Regions from separate parts of the Homo sapiens genome. Here region 1 is linked to region 2. Evidence: read pairs that join two places in POLR2A ChIA-PET (ENCODE). Cell type or tissue: Panc1. All regions are shown on one strand. Links, peaks and the distances in the headings refer to the core of each region. The heading gives the core; the rest is flanking DNA. Region 1 has its middle 29 kb from the start of TRAT1. Region 2 overlaps DZIP3 (DAZ interacting zinc finger protein 3).

Region 1 (8,869 bases), core at 225-8,224, 180 kb before region 2:
TGTGTTTTTTTTTTGGTATTTTTAGTAGAGACGGGGTTTCACCATGTTGGCCAGGCTGGTCTCGAACTCCTGACCTCAGTTGATCCACCCACTTTGGCCTCCCAAAGTGCTGGGATTACAGGTGTGAGCCACTGCACCTGACCCCAGACGATTTCTTATGCATTTTTATGATTCTCCATAGTGTCAGAAAGAGTTCCATGATTGTCAGAGGTGCTCAATGTTTATTTAGGAACAGAATGGAGTTAATGCTATATGAAATTGGTAAACCCAGACAGTCCTAAATTATACCATTACTTATCCACATTTTACCATTAAATATTGTGAAATACTTCATTTTGTCATGTACTTTAAAAATTTTATCTCTCAATTTACTTCCACCGGTTTCCCCTGATGCCTTTTTCTATTCTGTGTTCACGTCCAGAATATCACATTGCATTTAGGAATCATGTCTCTTTGGGCTTCTCTTCGTTTTGATAGTTTCTCAGGTTTTCTTTGTTTTTGATAACCTTGGAGGTTTTGAAGAATAGTAGTCCAACATTTTGAAAAATGTGCTTCAATTAGAATTTTTCTGATTTTTTTTCTCGTGACTATACTGGGGTAGTGTGTTTTGGTGAAGACCACAGAGGTAGAGTCATTCTCATCACATCATACCAAAGGCCCATACCATCCATATAACTTATCAGTGTAGATATTATTCTGGATCACCTGGCTTGGGGTAAGTTTTGTCAATTTTCTGTATTAAAATTTATTCTTTTTATTTCTCTTTTCCCACACTGTACTATTTGAAAGAACGTTATTATGCACAGTCCATCCTTAAGAAGCAGAGAGTTATGATCTGTATTCTTAAGGGCAGAGTATTTACATAAATTATTTGAAATTCTTCACGAGATATTTTTCTATTCTGGCCCATGTATTTATTTAATCATTTTTTATCAGTGTGGACTAATAGATACTTATTTTATACTTTGCATTTTAATTGAATACTACCATATTTTGTTGCTAAAATTGTTTCAGCTTTGGCCATTTAAAGCTCTTTCAGTCAGCTCTTGGGTCTTTTTGACATACCACCATCATTCCATGTATGGTGTTTGTTTATTGGTTTTCTTTGAGAACTTTCTTATTTCCTGGTACTACAAGATGCTCCCAGTTCATCTTGTATATTTCCTACTCCAGTCCTAGAATTAGTTATGTTTTCTAGTAACCCTGGTTCCTTTTATTGGAGAATGGTATTAGAAATCAAGATCTGGGTGTCAAGTGTGCCCATTGCCACTGGACTGTTGTTGCTTCTAGGCTCTGACAACTGACAGAGCAAAGAAATATGTGTGTATACTAATCCATGTATATACTCACATCTGTAAATATTTCTATATGTGTCCATCTGTGTCCTATAGTAAGCTAAACATTAGTTCATACTCACTTCTCCAACTCTCTTCCATTATTATTGTATGGGTGATTCTATCTTCCTCCTCCCCTGTTTATCTATAAACTCCCACTCCCACATTGAGAAACCTGCCTTCTACCTTTTACCATCCATTACTTGATTTTGAATTCCAGCATACTTGTATAGTAGTTTCAGAATTGTTAGTCCATATCCTTGAGGGAAACAACATTATCAACCAGAGTATAGTTCTTATGTAGTGTTTTATCACACTTCACTTATTGCCAAAGTTACTTCAGTCAGCATCTTATTCTCTCATTCTGTTTAGTAAAATTGTTTCATACATTTGTAATACATTTAAATTCTTTTGTCACATTCTGTATTCTATATTGAGGTACTCAGATCTCATAAATAATTTTAAAAATTTGCATACATAAGGCTTATTCTTTGTGCTGTGAAATTCCAATGGTTTTGACATATATTTAATATCTTGTATTCACCATAAAGTATCATACAGAAGAGTTTTAGTGTGCTAAAAAAATCCTCTGCTTCAACTCCTCCCCAGTCTCCACTTCCAAACTCCCCAAAGCCACTGATATGTTTATCATCTCAATAGTCTTACTTTTCTAGATTGTCATATACTTAAAATCATACAGTATGAAACTTTTCCAGCCCAGCTTCTTTCATTTAGCAATATGCATTTAAGACACGCTCATGTTGCTGGGAGTGGTGGTACATGCCTGTAATCCCAGTACTTTGGGAGGCTGAAGCAGGAGGATTGCTTGAGGCCAGAAGTTTGAAACCAGCCTGAGCAACAGCGAGACTCCCGTCTGTACGAAAAAAATAAACAAACAAATAAAAATTAGCCAGGAACAGTGGTGTACACCTGTCATCCTAGCTACTTGGGTGGCTGAGATGGGAAGATCGCTTAAGCCCAGGAGTCCAGGGCTGCAGTTAGTTATGATCATACCAGTGCACTCCAGCCTGGCCAACAGAGTGAGACTCTACCTCTAAAAAAAAAAAAAAAAAAAAAAAAAACTTATTGGCTGGGCGCAGTGGCTCATGCCTGTAATCCCAGCACTTTAGAAGGCCGAGGTGGGCAGATCCCAACGTCAGGAGTTCAAGACCAGCCTGGCCAAGATGGTGAAACCCAGTCTCTACTAAAAATACCAAAAAATTAGCTGGGCATGGTGGCAGGTGCCTCTAATCCCAGCTACTTGGGAGGCTGAGGCAGAGAATTGCTTGAACCTGAGAGGCGGAGGTTGCAGTGAGCCAAGATCGCGCCATTGCACTCCAGCCTGAGCGACAGAGTGAGACTCCGTCTCAAAAAAAAGAAGATAATAAAACAAATTTTGAAAAGAGTTATTTATGTTATTTATGTCTTTTGTGGCTTGATAGGTCATTTCTTTTCATTACTAAATAATATCCTATTTTACGGGTGTACCACATTTTCTCTAGCCATTTATCCATTGAAGGATATCTTGATTGCTTCCAGTTTTTACCAATTATGAATAAAGCTGCCATAAACATTCATGTGCAAGTTTTGTGCACAGTATTTTCTAGTCAAATAGGTAAATACCTAGGAACATGATTGTTAGATCGTGTGATAAGAAATATTAGCTTTGTAAGAAACTACCAAGTCATCTTCCAAAGGAGCTTGTACCATTTTACACTCCTGCTAGCAGTAAATGAGAGTTCTTTCTGCTCTGTACCCTTGACAGCAAATGGTAATGTCAATATTTTGGATTTTAGCTATTCTAAAAAGTGTGTCTAATGAGTGTGTAGTGGTATCTAATTGTTATTTTAATTCACAATTCCCTAATGACAAATAATGTTGCATACTTTTACATATGTTAATTTTTTTCCATATATATTCTTTGATGAGAATTCTGTTCAGATCTTTTGCCCTTTTTTTAAAAAAAATTGGGATATTTGGCTCCTTGTTGTTGAGTTTAAATAGTTTTAAAAATATTTTGGATATAATTTCTTTATCAGATATTTGTTTTGCAAATGCATTTTCCTAGTCTTTCTTTTCTTAACAGTGCCTTAACAGGAGAATCTTTTGAACCCAGGAGATGGAGGTTGCAGTGAGCTGAGATCATGCCACTGCATTGCAGCCTGGGCAACAAGAGAGAAACTATCTCAAAAAAAAAAAAAAAAAAAAAAGAAAAAGAAAAAAAAAAAAGGCGTCCTGACCTGGCATTCGATAGATCAGTGAGGTGACTATAATTAACTTTAATGAATTGTAAAATTCAATATAGCTAAAAGAGTATAATGCAGATATTCCTAGTGTAAAGAAAAGATAAATATTTAAGGCAATGGATACCTCAATTATCCTGATTTGATTTTATGAATGTATCAAATTATTGCATGTACCATGAAAATATGTACATCTATCATTTATCAATAAAAAATAAAAATAAATCAATAAAAGGCAAAAAAATAAAAGTAGCATTCCCCAAAATTAAATACATAAATGCATAAATGTAAGTCTACCAAATATGTATGGGATCTATATAAGAAAAACTGCAAAAGTGCCAGAAAAAATAAAAAAACTGAATAAATGTAGAGCCAAGTCTATGTTCATAGATGGCAAGAGTTAGTATTATTAAGATACCAATCCTTTCCAAATTTATCTGTGAGTTCAATGCAATTCCAGTAAAAATGCCAGCAAGCCGTTTTGTAGATGTTACAAACTGATTCTAAAGTTTATATGGAAAGGCAAAAGACTTGGGAATATCCAACATGATACCGAAGAAGAAGAAAGTTAGAGTGTTTACATTACCCAATTGCAAGACAGTGTGGTATTGATGAAAAAATACACACATAGATCAATGAAACAGAATACAGAGGCCAGAAATAGATTCATATAAATATAGTCAGCTGGTCTTTTACAAAAGAACAAAGGAAATTCAATGGAAAAAGGATGATGTTTTTAGCAAATGCTGCTAGAACAATTAAACGTCTGTAGGAAAAATTGAACTTAGACATAGACCTTATACTTTTCACAAAATTTAATTCAGAATGGCCCCCAGGATGCCATTTTTCATAATATTACTTTTCAAGGCCGGGCGCCATTTTTAATAATATTACTTTTCAGGGCCGGGCATGGTGGCTCATGCCTGTAATCACAGCACTTTGGGAGGCCGAGGCAGGTGGATCATCTGAGGTCAGGAGTTCGAGACCAGCCTGGCCAACATGGTGAAACCCTGTCTCTACTAAAAATACAAAAATTAGCCAGGCGTGGTGGCAGGCACCTGCAATCCCAGCTACTCGGGAGGCTGAGGCTGAAGAATCGCTTGAACCCAGGAGGTAGAGGTTGCAGTGACCAGGGATCGTGCCATTGCACTCCAGCCTAGGTAACAAGAGCAAAGCTCCATCTCTAATAATAATAATAATAATATTACTTTTTTATATTCCAAATTCCAATTTTTATTGCTGTTTTGTATGTTTATAGGTGCATATAGGTATGTAATATACAAAAGCAATTGACTTTGTTTGCTGATATTAGATCTTTCTTCTTTTCTAATACAGATGCTCCTCAATTTGTGATGAGATTACATCCTGATAAACCCATCATAAGTTGAAAATATCAGAAGTAGAAAATCCACTTAATATATCTAACTTAGCAAACATCATAGCTTAGCCTAGTTGACCTTAAACATGCTCGGAATACTTACATTAGCCTACAGTTGGGGCAAAATCATCTAACACAAGTTAATTTTATAATAGTGTTGAATATCTTGTGTAATTTATTGAGTACTGCACTGAAAGTGAAAAACAGAATGGTTGTATGGGGGCTCAAAGTACAATTTCTACTGAATGCATATCACTTTTGCATCATCATAAAGTTGAAAAATTATAAGTTGTAACATCATAAGCCAGGAACCATCTGTATAAGTATTTAATGCTATAAATTTCCCTCTAAGCATTGCTTTTGCTGCATTCCACATATTTTGATAAGGTGAGTTTTCATTTTTATTTAGTTCAAGATAATTTTTAATTTCTTTTTATGCTTCTTTGACCCATGCATTATTTAGAAGTGTGTAGTTTCATTCACGAGTGTTTAGGAGATTGTATAGCTATATTTTTGTTATTGATTTTTAGTTTAACTCCTTTATTGACTGAGAACATATTAATATTTGCCATGATTGAAATTTGCTATGCTATGTTCTATCACTCGAAATATGTAAAAACATGTTTTATTTTTGTCAATACAAATTCCTTTTGGTGGATTTCTGGAGGTATTTTATGTGAACTTGAGAAGAATGTATATTCTGCTGATGTTAAATGAAGAATGCTATAAATGTTAGATCAAATTTACTCATAGTGCTCTCCATTTCTACTAAATTCTTACTGATTTTCTGTCCACTCGATTTATCAATTACTGACATTAGGATGTTGAAGACTCCAACTATAATAGTAGATTTGTCTACTTATCCTTTCAGTTCCATCAGTTTTTGCCTCACATATTTGAATGCCCTATTGTTAGATGCATACATGCTTAGGATTTTTTTTTATTTTTCTTAGAATATTGACTGTTTTATTATTATGTGGTGCCCATGTTATCCATGAATTTTTTTTTTTTTTTTTGAGACAGAGTCTCGCTCTGTCACCCAGGCTGGAGTGCAGTGGTGCTACCTTGGCTCACTGCAATGCTTTGTCTAAAACTAGTGTAGTTACTACAGCTTTCCTTTGGTTAGCATTAACATGCTGTATCTTTCTATCCTTTTCCTTTCAACCTATTAGTGTCTTTTTATTTAAAACATTTTCTTGTAAACAACACGTAGTTGGGTATTTTTAATCCACCTTGTAGCTGTAGGTAAAAGAACTTCAAGAATCTCTAATGTCCTCATTTTTTGTCTCCCATCTTCACTTTGGGCTTCCCTAGGTAATCCTCCTTAGAAAAAAATCTGTGTCTCATGGGTCTTTCAGCTATAATTTACTGCTATTTTACTGGAACCCTGTTGGTATGGAGGTAAAGTGTATTGTTGTGGGGAGTGAGCATACTCTAATCTTCCAATTAAATCTCAGCCTTTCAGTGGGCCTGTGTCTGACCTGTGACTTTCACAAATGATTCTTCTTGTGTAATTTTTCCTCCTCCTTTTAGATGAGGCAAGAAAACTAGATGGGGCTAGAGTGAGAGAAGTGCATTTCTTCTACAGCTCTGGAACAAGTCTCTGAAAAATCTTTCCCCATGAGAAGTAGACCTTTGTTATAGGGAAGGCTCTAGGCAGGCACTTTTCACAATACTTACTCTTCCCTTCCCTCTGCCAGAGCCATAAGGGGAATCTTTCTCAGATCTTCACGAGAACTCGCTGGGTTTCCTGGAGGGAAAAGTCATAAAAGTGTTTGTGGAGTACGCCCTAAAACTAAGGCTCCCAGGAAATATTCTCACACAAGTCCATGGGCAGCCTTCAGAAATCCATCAAAATTGCCATTTAAGTATTTCTATCTGTTTAAGGCTTCAGTAGCTTCTGTTCCAGGAAAGCAAATTTTGCTGTGGCTCTTTAGAGTTGCTTGCCTCTCTAGGTTTCAGGGTGGTGTTTTGCCCCCCAAATCAGTTTTCTGATGGGTCCAAGAAAAGGTGTTGATTTTCATTTTGTCCAACTTTTTGTTGTAAGGATGGAAATGATAACCGCCAGCTCTTTAAATGTCAGAACTGAAACCCGCATTTAACTTTCGTTGGTTGTCTTTTGCAGATGAGTTTTACACTTAAATCTCAAAAATATGCGTGCTTTTCTTCTTGACAATAATACATCAACTACCTCTGATTTAAAATTTTATCACTAGCAATAAAAAGGCCACAAAACCATTTTATATATCACGATGCATGTTTTGAATCTATGCTGCTTTCTTTATTTTGCTGAAAATGTCTGGTTTTATATCCATCAGCCAGACACAAATCTTAAATGTACAAATAAGCATAAATTACAACAAACAGTTCTTTTAAATGTATGTATGTATGGTTTCTTTATGTAGCATATTTTAACCATTTTATTCTGAAATACATATTCAAAAAATATACAAAACATACATGTACAATTTAGGATATAATTATAAAATCATGATTCATGTAACCACTCACATTAAGAAATACAATATTGCCAGTTAGAGGCCTCCAATATACTGCTAAAAAGTAATGGAAATAGTTGTTATTCTTGCTTTATTGAGAAAGTTTACCCATTAAATAAAGTGGCTATTTTAAGTACTAGAGGACATGGTTTTTATCACGTTAAGGAAGTAATCTCAATTCCTACTTTATTGAGTGTTTTCATCAGAAATGGATGTTAAGGTTTTTCTCAAAGATCTCTCTGCCTGTGTAGAGATACTAAAATAATTTTTCCATTAGACTATTAATATGGTTAATTAAATTCATAAATTCCTTTATATTGAATGATCCTTGTATTTGGGAAATAAATTCCTCTTAGTCATGATATGCCACTTATTAACATGCTGATAAATTCAGCTTGCTAATATTTTTCTAGTTTTGCATCAACATTTGAACGGTATTGACATATAGCTTTCATTTTTGTATGTTAACTTTTTTTTTTTGAGACAGGGTCTCACCCTGTTGCCTAGGCTTGAGTGCAGAGGTGTGATCATAACTCACTGCAGTCTTGATTACCCGGCTCAAGTGATCCTCCCACCTTAGCTTCCTGAGTAGCTGGGCAATCATGCCCAGGGTAGAGACAGGGTCTCACTATGTTGTCCAGGCTGGTCTCAAACTCCTGGGCTCAAGTGATCCTCCTGCCTTGACCTCCCAAAATGCTGGGATTATAGACATGAGCCATTGCACTCAGCCTATTCTTTATAAAGTATAAAATATAGCTATGAAAATTCTACTTGCTTTATAAAAAGAAGTGGGGAAGATTTTCACCTTTATTCTATGCCTAGCAAGAATTTCAACAGGATTGAGATTATCTGGTCTTTGAAAAGTTGGCACACTTTCCTCTGTGAAACTACCTGGCCCTGATGCATATTTGTAGGTTATTTTTTAAAATAACTTATCTAGTATTTTGTCTGAGAAAGTTGTTTTGTTCAAGCTTTCTCCTTTTAGAAGAATCAATTCTGGAGAATTGTATTATCCTAGGAGTGTATCCATCACATGTACGTTTTCAAATGTGTTTATGTAGAATTCTGCAAAGCAGTATTTTTTACTTTTTAAAATTTACTCTGTTTCAATGGTAAATCCCTCATATCATTTCTTTTATTTTTAAAATGAATCTGAGGGTATGAATGTTGTTTTGTTACATGGATATATTGCATAATGGTGAAGTTTGGGCTTTTAGTGTAGACATCACCTGAATAGTGTACATTGTATCCATTAAGTAATTTCTCGTCCCTCTCCCTCCCACCCTTCTGAGTCGCCAAAATCTATTATTCTATTCTCTATGTCAATGAGTGCACATAATTTACCTCCCACTTATTAGTAGGAACATGTGGTATTTGACTTTCTGAGTTATTTCACTTAAGACAGTGGCCTCTAGT
Region 2 (8,869 bases), core at 346-8,345:
GAGAGAGAGAGAGAGAGAGAGAGAGAGAGAGAGAGAGAGACTCTGTTTGTTTGGGGTAAAGGAAGAAGAGAACAAGAGTCTCTGCCTGGTAATCCAAGGAGTTCTTCCAGATCTCACCAAAGACTACCAAGATGGTACCTCTATGAATCTGCAAGAGACACAGGGTTACTGGGCTTAGAGTGTCCCCTAATGCAGATATAGCAGCAGTGACCAAGGACTTAAATCACAATATGCAAGTCCCTTTGAATACCTGGAAAGACTTCCCAAGAAGGACAGGTACAAAACAAGGCCATACAGTGAAGCCTATAATGAATACCTAACTCTCCAATGCCCAGACATCGATGGACATCCATTAGCATCAAGACCATCCAGGAAAACATGACTTTACCAAACCAAAAAAGGCACCAGTTGCCAATCCCAGAGAGACAAACATGTGACCTTTCAGACACAAACTTCCAAACAGCTGTTTTGAGGAAGTTCAATGAAATTCAAGATAACACAGAGAAGGAATTCAGAATCCTATCAGATAAATTGAACAAAGAAATTGAGAATAATTTTTAAAAATCAAGTAGAAATTCTGGAGCTTAAAAAAGCAATTGACATGCTAAAGAATTCACCACTGTCTCCCCAACCCCCACCTACCCTTCCCAGCCTCTGGTAACCATCATTCTACTAGCTATTTTTTTGAGTTCACTTGTTTTAATTTTTGGCTCCCAAAAATGAGTGAGAACATGCAAAGTTTGTCTTTCTCTATCTGGTTTATTTCACTTCACATAATGACCTCCAGTTCCATCCATGTTGTTTCAAGTGACAGGATCTCATTATTTTAATTTTTTTTTTTTTTAGAGATGGGGTCTCACACTATTACCCAGGCTGATCTTGAACTCCTGAGTTCAAGTGATCCTCCCATCTCAGCCTCTCAAAGTGCTGGGGGGAATCTTGTGCTTTTTTATGGCTGAATAGTACTCCCCTGTGTATATGTACCATATTTTCGTTATTTATTCATCTGGATGGACACTTAGGTTGCTTTCAAATCTTGGCTATTGTGAATAGTGCTGCAATAAACATGAGAATGCAAATATTTCTTTGATACACTGATTTTCTTTCTTTTGGGTATATCCCAGCAGTGGGATTGCTGGATCCTATGGTAGATCTATTTTCAGTTTTTTGAGGAACCTCCAAACTGCTTGCCATAGTGGTTTTACTAATTTACATTCCCACCAACAGTGTAAGAGGGTTCTCTTTTCTCCACATCCTCACCAGCATTTGTTATTGCCTGTATTTTGTACATAAGCCATTTTAACCTAAGTGGGCAATAGTGTGAGACACCATCTCTACAAAAATACCAACCCTACTTTTTCAGCATCTGTTGAAATGAGTATACAGTCAACAATAATTCATTGTACATTTTAAAATAAGAAACAGTATAAATGGATTGTTGTAATACAAAGGATAAATGCTTGAGGTGATGGATAGCCCATTTACCCTGATGTGATTATTATGTATTGTATGCCTGCATCAAAGTATCTCACATACCCCATAAAATGTACACCTATATACCCACAAAAATTAAAAATAAAATTTTTTAAAAACTGGTAAAAAAGAAGTATAAAAATTTGTTACATTAAACCTTTCAAAAACTCTCATTCACTCTGTCTCTTTTATTATGTAATATTTTAGGTATCAAGAACACATTAAATAATAATATAACGAACACTGAAGTATCTACCATCCACCTTTAAAAATACAATGATCTGGCTGGGTGCAGTGGCTCATGCCTGTAATCCCAACACTTTGGGAGGCCGAGGCAGGCAGATTACAAGGTCAGGACATCGAGACCATCCTGGCCAACATGGTGAAACCCTGTCTCTACTAAAAATACAAAAAATTAGCCAGGCGTGGTGGCACGCGCCTGTAGTCCCAGCTACTCGGGAGGCTGAGGCAGAAGAATCACTTGAACCCAGGAGGTGGAGGTTGCAGTGAGCCGAGATCGTGCCACTGCATTCCAGCCTGGGTGACAGAGTGAGACTCCATCTCAAAACAAAAACAAAACAAAACAAAACAAAAACAATGATCTTTTAAATCAAAATCCTTTACTCTCCCACATGGATTCTGCAAAATAGTATGAACATAAAGCTCATCACTTCTTCAATGAAAAATTAAACCATGTGGATATTTCCTTCGTATAAAAATGGTCTATGCAAAATTACTGAGATGAGATAGATTAGGGATCAGTGAATTGTAGAGGGAGAGAGGTGGGTGTGACCATAAAAGTCATAAGAGAGATTTTTGTGGTGGTGGAATAGTTCTTTTATCTTGATTGCAGTAGTTACATAAATGTACACATTTGATAAAATGGCACAGAACTATACAAGCCTGGGCATTAAAAAGCTAACCTAGCTGGCCTGAGGCTGTTATCCTTATTAAGTCCTGCTTGCAAAGTTGATCTTTGGCTGATGTCTGGGAACTTGAATTTTGGCAGTGTTCCCTAACTGATAAAGGTGCCTTGCTATGTCTAGACTATTTGTGCAAACACTATGATTTATGCTGAGCACCTGGGATTTTCTTCTGGAAGTGTGGAATTTTGATACATGCCAGGCAGCAGGTACCTAGATGACCAACGCCCAATAAAAATATTGATCACTGAGTCTCTTATAGGCTTCCCTGGGCAGAAACACTGTGGATGTTGCTACATTTTCATTGCTGGAGGTGGCCGTATATGCTGTGTAGCTTCTCATGGAAGGGAGAAAATATGGAGGAACCTGCAGATGGCTTTCGTCAGACTTCACCTGTGTCTTTTCCCCATATGATCTACTATGTATCCTTATCACATCACCATAATAAATCTTAGATGTTAGTATAACCATATGCTGAGTCCAGTCCTTCTAGCAAATCTCTGAACATGAGGGTGGTCTTGGAGAACCCAGACACAAAGCCCCATGGACCAACATCAATTTCCTGTTTTTTTTTTTTTAATATGTTCTGGAGTAATGTAATTATGTAACTATTTAGGGAAACTGTGTGAGGGGTACACCAAGACCTCCCTGTCCATTGTATTTGTGATGGTTAAGTTCATGTGTCAACTTGACTGGCCACAGGGTGCCCAGATTAAATATTGTTTCTGGGTGTGTCTCTGAGCGTGTTTCCAGATGAAATTTGCCTTTGAAATGGTAGACTGGGTATAACAGGTTGCCCTCTCCAATGTAGGTGGGCATCATCCAATCCATTAAAGCCTGCATAGAACAAAAAGTAGAGGAAGGAAGAATTCATCCCTTTTTGCTTCCGGCCTGCTTGCTGGAGCTTGGACATCTCATCTCAACTTCTGCCTTCATCCTTGGATTTATACCTGGTTCTTAGCCTTCAGAACTGGGATGAGTTATATCACAAGCGTTCCTGGGTCTCCAGATTACAGAGAGCAGATCATGGGACTTGCTGAGCCTCTATAATGACATGAGGCAATTCCTCATAATAAATCACATATACATTCCTTATAATCATGTATATGTATATGTGTATATAAGTATTTGTATGTTTTATGTATATAAAACAAAACACACACACACACACACACACATACACACATATACCCACACACATACACACACACAGCAAAAACCAGTCTGGTTTCTCTGGAGAACCCTGGACTCCTCTGCTCATAAGCTCTATATTGACTGAAGATTATAACCCTATCTTTTGTCACATTACCCTTTTTCATCAAGATTTCCCCATACCATAAACAAGATTTTTCTAGGTACATAGAATGATAAATACCCATAGGATATAAGCTTTCTTTTTTTTTTTTTTTTTTTTTTTTTTGAGATGGAGTCTCAATCTGTCACCTAGGCTGGAGTGCAGTGGCATAATCTTGGCTCCCTGCAACCTCTGCCTCCTGGGTTCAATTGATTCTCCTGCCTCAGCCTCCTGAGTAGTTGGGATTACAGGCGCATGCCACCACACCTGGCTAATTTTTATATTTTTGGTACACACGGGGTTTCACCATGTTGGTCAGGCTGGTCTCGAACTCCTGACCTCGTGATCTGCCCGCCTCGGCCTCCCAAAGTGCTGGGATTACAGATGTGAGCCACCGCGCCCGGCCCATAAGCTTTCTGTTTATACTGATCTAACTGTATACTCTCACCTTGCATGCTTCTAATGACCAACAGTATTCATTGAGGAGATAACTGACTGGGATTATAAATTTGGCTTCAAACTGATCTCAGTGGAGATAGACGTGTGTTTGTTCTTGATGGACTAAGTGAGTCTATTAAATATAAACTCCTCATAACATCTAAGTGGTTCCCACCTTAAAATTCTCATCCCTGAAGAGGCAGTAGTTCAGACCATAGAATCTAGAGCCACCTGACTCCACTACTTACTACCTGGTCAAGTTAGCAAGTTATTTAACCTCTGTGCCCTAAGATGGGGTACTTATGAACAGTAAAAGGGCTAATTTTTACAAAGCGCTTAGAATAGTGGCTGTCATACAGCAAACACTAAAGAAGTGTGAGCTATTATTTTGTAATTAAAAGAAAACAGCTTCATGAATAACATAACAGAGACTAGCTAATATAATTCTAAATAAAACATTTCTAAGAACAAGATAAGATGCAGAATTGTGGTAATGCTATAATTAGAGGAGGAAAAACTCTGGAATTTAAAGATGCAAGTTGTACATTTCTAACCTAAAGCCCCTGTCCTTTTCTCCTACCTTCTCCCCATCAGCAAAGATTATTCCAAGAACTAGAATAAAATTAATATAGAGATGCTATTCGCAACTGCACCCCCATAATACATAATCCACTGTTGTCTCCTACAAGGTTGTCTTTTCCCTTTTTGGTGGCCTTGAAGGACAGATAGAGTAATTTAGATACAGCAATAGACTGCTTTGATCATCACAATGCCACTTCTGCTCACAAGTACTACCTAGAGCTACCAAGGGAGAAACTCTTCCATTTCCTAGTCTAAGACTCATCTTTGAAGTAATGTCTAAGTAAAGAAGGCTAAGCAATGGGTACCTGTTAAGGCTGATTTCACATTGATTTGTTTCACTGACTGGCAATCTGGTCAGTGGGAGAAATAGCAGGTCTGCCATATCCCCCAAGTTCTCAGGATTACAAGATGCAAATCCCCCATTTTCTTTGTTTCCTCATTGGAATCCAACTAGAATCTCCTTCTGAATGGTGTAACTCACCCTGTAAGAACCCTAATCCCCAGAATCCTAAATAAGTATTATTTTTCCGTCTCTTTGTACATCATTATAATATGAGATTTAATGTCTTAGGCTCCCTTTTTTGGTGTCTGGGTAGTCCTTTTTTGAAGATAACCCTATTTATTTCTAAAGTATCATTTGATCTTAAACACATAAATACATTTTGTTAATTTTACCTATAAGAGAAATTCCAACTTTTACAAATATAGAAATCTCAGAAGAAAGAGAAGCTGATTAATTATGGTTTAAAAAGACAGAATATTTTTTCTTTTTTAAATTGATAAATAAAAATTGTATATATTTATCATATACGACATTATAAAATATGTATACATTGTGAAATGACTAACTCAAGCTAATTAACATATGTATAACCTCACATATTTATCATTTTTGTGGTGAAAATACTTAAAATCTACTCTAGGCAATTTTCAGGATTATAATACATTGTTATTAACTATAGTCACTATGTTGTACAATAGATCTCTTGAACTTATTCTTCACATCTAACTGAAATTTTGTATCTTTTGACCAACATCTCTTCAGTCTGTACTCCTGACCCCTTACCCCTAGCCACCATCGTACTCTCTGCTTCTGTGAGTTCAGCTCCTAGATTCCACATTCAAATGACATCATGCAGTATTTGTCCTTCTATACTTGGCTTATTTTTTTTAACTTTATGATTCTCCATTTCTGATTGGGAAAGCCCATTTCTATTAGTTCAAGTTTCTCTTAAGATGAACAATTTTGTGGTAGGGAAGGAGACTAGAATAGGCTTATTACAGAGCCAGTCACATGAGAAAGTACAAGACATACATAAGTCATCTACCAGTCATATAAGAAAGTACAAGACACAGGAAGGCAATCAATTTATACATACCCTTTTCTAGAGGTAAAAGAAAAAAATAAAAATTGGCCCACACCTTAAAATAAGCATGCATTGGCTGTTTTCTCACTGAGAAATGTTGACCAAGTCCATTATATCAAATTTCCAAAAAGAAAACACTTACGGTATAATTGCCAGCTTGAATGTTCCTAAGTGCTGCTTCTAGCTGTGTAATCAAGAAACGTAAAGTCAAAGCAGGAACAATTTCCTCACCATTCTGGCTGTTAGCTGCAACTTCTCTCTGTGGAAAATTATTCAGTTAAAAATGTCTATAAGTCTGAACAAACATCTACATATGTTTACATTATACAAATAATTCATGCTCATTGGAGAAAATTTTAAAAATAGAGATAAAGACGGTTTAAAAAAAAAAAATCCATACCAACCAGATACACTGTTCTCATATGTTTGCTTTTAAGTAGTCCGATGAATGTCGTTTGTAACTATTTCCTTAAAACAATTTTAAATTTTATTTTATTTATTTATTTATTTATTTATTTATTTATTTATTTATTTTTGAGATGGAGTCTCGCTCTGTCGCCCTGGCTGGAGTTCACTGGCGCAATCTCAGCTCACTGCAAGCTCCGCCTCCCGTGTTCACACCATTCTCCTGCCTCAGCCTCCTGAGTATCTGGGACTACAGACACCCACCACCACACCTGGCTAATTTTTTGTATTTTTAGTAGAGATGGGGTTTCACCATTTTAGCTAGGATGGTCTTGGTCTCCTGACCTCGTGATCCGCCTGCCTTGGCCTCCTAAAGTGCTGGGATTACAGGCGTGAGCCACTGCGCCCAGCCTCTTTAAAACATTTTTTAAAAAGGCATTCCTATACCTGCCAAAGGGTTGGCAACATCCACACCTACTTCAGAGGAAAATGGTAATCCCAGTTCACTCTCATACCTTCTATTGTGTGACATAGCTAAAATATTCCAGCCCTGAACCTGTGGTAAACAGGAATGCTGGCATTAATACCAATACAAGGGTAAACCATTTTATGCTGCAATCTGATTGCAACTGAGCTAATGCATGCTTTATTATGTACTATAGTTTATTTACATGGTTGAAATGAAAGGTAGGACTATGTCTTTGTGTCCATTCCCCAATGTTTTCTACCCACAACGGCTTGGTTTATATTACATAATCTGTTTAATAATGTATAATCTGCATGGAAAATTTAATCTACACTTCCATAACTTGGTTTCCATATATAACATTTTCCTGTTTTTTTCCTAGCTGACTAGATACTTTATTTCAGTCTCCCTAGCAATCAATTTAATGAGCCTCTTCTCTATCAATACATGTTCTCTAGGTAAAGTAACCCAGTATCATAATTTTAAATAGTGTCTACATACTGACAGTTTCCAAATTTACATTTCTAGCCAAGAACTTCACCTACATTCCAAGCTCAAACAATATCTCTTGAATTTGAATAGAAATACAAAACATAATACTGAAGTTCCACCTCTGTCAAACAGCCTAGGTGGTTTCAAATCAGTCTCCCAATGAGAATAACTAAAACAACGGGACAAGATATAAAAACTAATTATCTGAAAGCAATGGAAAACTACTAACACAATGAAAATAAAAACCTCTGAAAGGCAATCTCTGGAGAGCTGACTTTTGACTGACTTTTGGAGCTACTTTTCTCATTAAAGTAATTGCCATATTCAGTTGTGGCACAGCCTTCAGCAGATTTGCAAGGCTTGGGGGAAAATTGGAGTGCATGGTCTATAAGGAGGAGCAGCCCTGGTAAACAGCCCATTCTTTTCATTGAGGCCCTGTTTTTGTTCCAATGGAAGCAGACCATAATTAAAGGATTTCAATGGAAATAGTTTATTTGGGAGGTACAGAGACAATGGTAGGAAAGTGGAGAAGTAATAAAGTGAAGGAAAAGTAGGTTTTAATTAAAGGATGTGTTATTATGCTAGTTACCCATGGTGGGCCACTGCGGTTATCACAACGGGGAAATTTTGGAAAACTCAAAAATACAAACCTCAGTATTAACCAACTCAAGGGAAGAGGCAACTGGGATATTCATATAATAACTCCCAAGACCTACTGATTGAGTGCTTTCTGGGGTGATGGGGGAATATTAATTCCTTGGGTCTTCTGAGCTGCCATGAGAAGTAGCTTTCTCCTGTTCTAGAAAAAAAGGCCCTGAGGCATAGAGATATAGACATGGAAAACTAGAATTGTCCAGAGCATACTGAAAATATAGGTAGGGTCCAATTGGTATGGGGGGGCAATGACAGAATCTGCTACAAAAGGTAGAGAAACTGACCCTTCCTCAAAAGAACTAAGTAAAGGTTGGAATCATTTCTATCCCAGGTTGAATTAAATAATTTACTAGAAAAGCAAAAATAAGAATTACTAGAAAAAAATGTGTCCAGTTTTTCAAGTTCTTCACAGAGGCAGGTTGCTATGAGACAAACCAGGTAGCTACTCCAAGTAGCAGAATTATCTCTATTATCTTCAATGACTACAGTATTTGTATTTATGTTTTCATGTTCATTCATGATTTTGGATATTTTTGCTTTCGGTTTTGGACATACTTATTACGCATTTGTCAATTTGATTGGTCTTTCCAAAAAAGCAAGTTTTGGATTTATTGATCCTTTCTATTTTATGTTTTAAATAGATTTCATTAGTTTTAACTATCCTTATTACTTCCTTTTCAAGTGCTTTTAATTTGCTGTTCTTCCATTAACTTCTTGAATGTCATGCTTAGATAACTGATATTCAACCTTGCTTCTTTTTCTAATATTTACATCT

Evidence for each region. Peaks named below come from ENCODE experiments on the same cell type or tissue, not always from the same donor. Only the 100,000 strongest peaks of a DNase experiment are listed, where the experiment ranks them.
Region 1: POLR2A ChIA-PET joins it to region 2 with 13 read pairs; 3 of 35 experiments call an interaction of 5 or more read pairs at or near these places.

What each region holds. Positions count from the first base shown.
Region 1 is chr3:108,789,493-108,798,361 of GRCh38, reverse strand. No RefSeq gene overlaps it. Among named protein-coding and RNA genes, the nearest start is that of TRAT1, 29 kb to the left of the region's middle. In Panc1, for the core only: no CTCF peak of the experiment used is centred there; no DNase peak of the experiment used is centred there.
Region 2 is chr3:108,614,008-108,622,876 of GRCh38, reverse strand. DZIP3 (DAZ interacting zinc finger protein 3) reads right to left here. Exons shown (of 33, transcript NM_014648.4): 5 at 6,220-6,336. Among named protein-coding and RNA genes, the nearest start is that of DZIP3, 29 kb to the right of the region's middle. In Panc1, for the core only: no CTCF peak of the experiment used is centred there; no DNase peak of the experiment used is centred there; H3K27ac peaks cover 335 bases.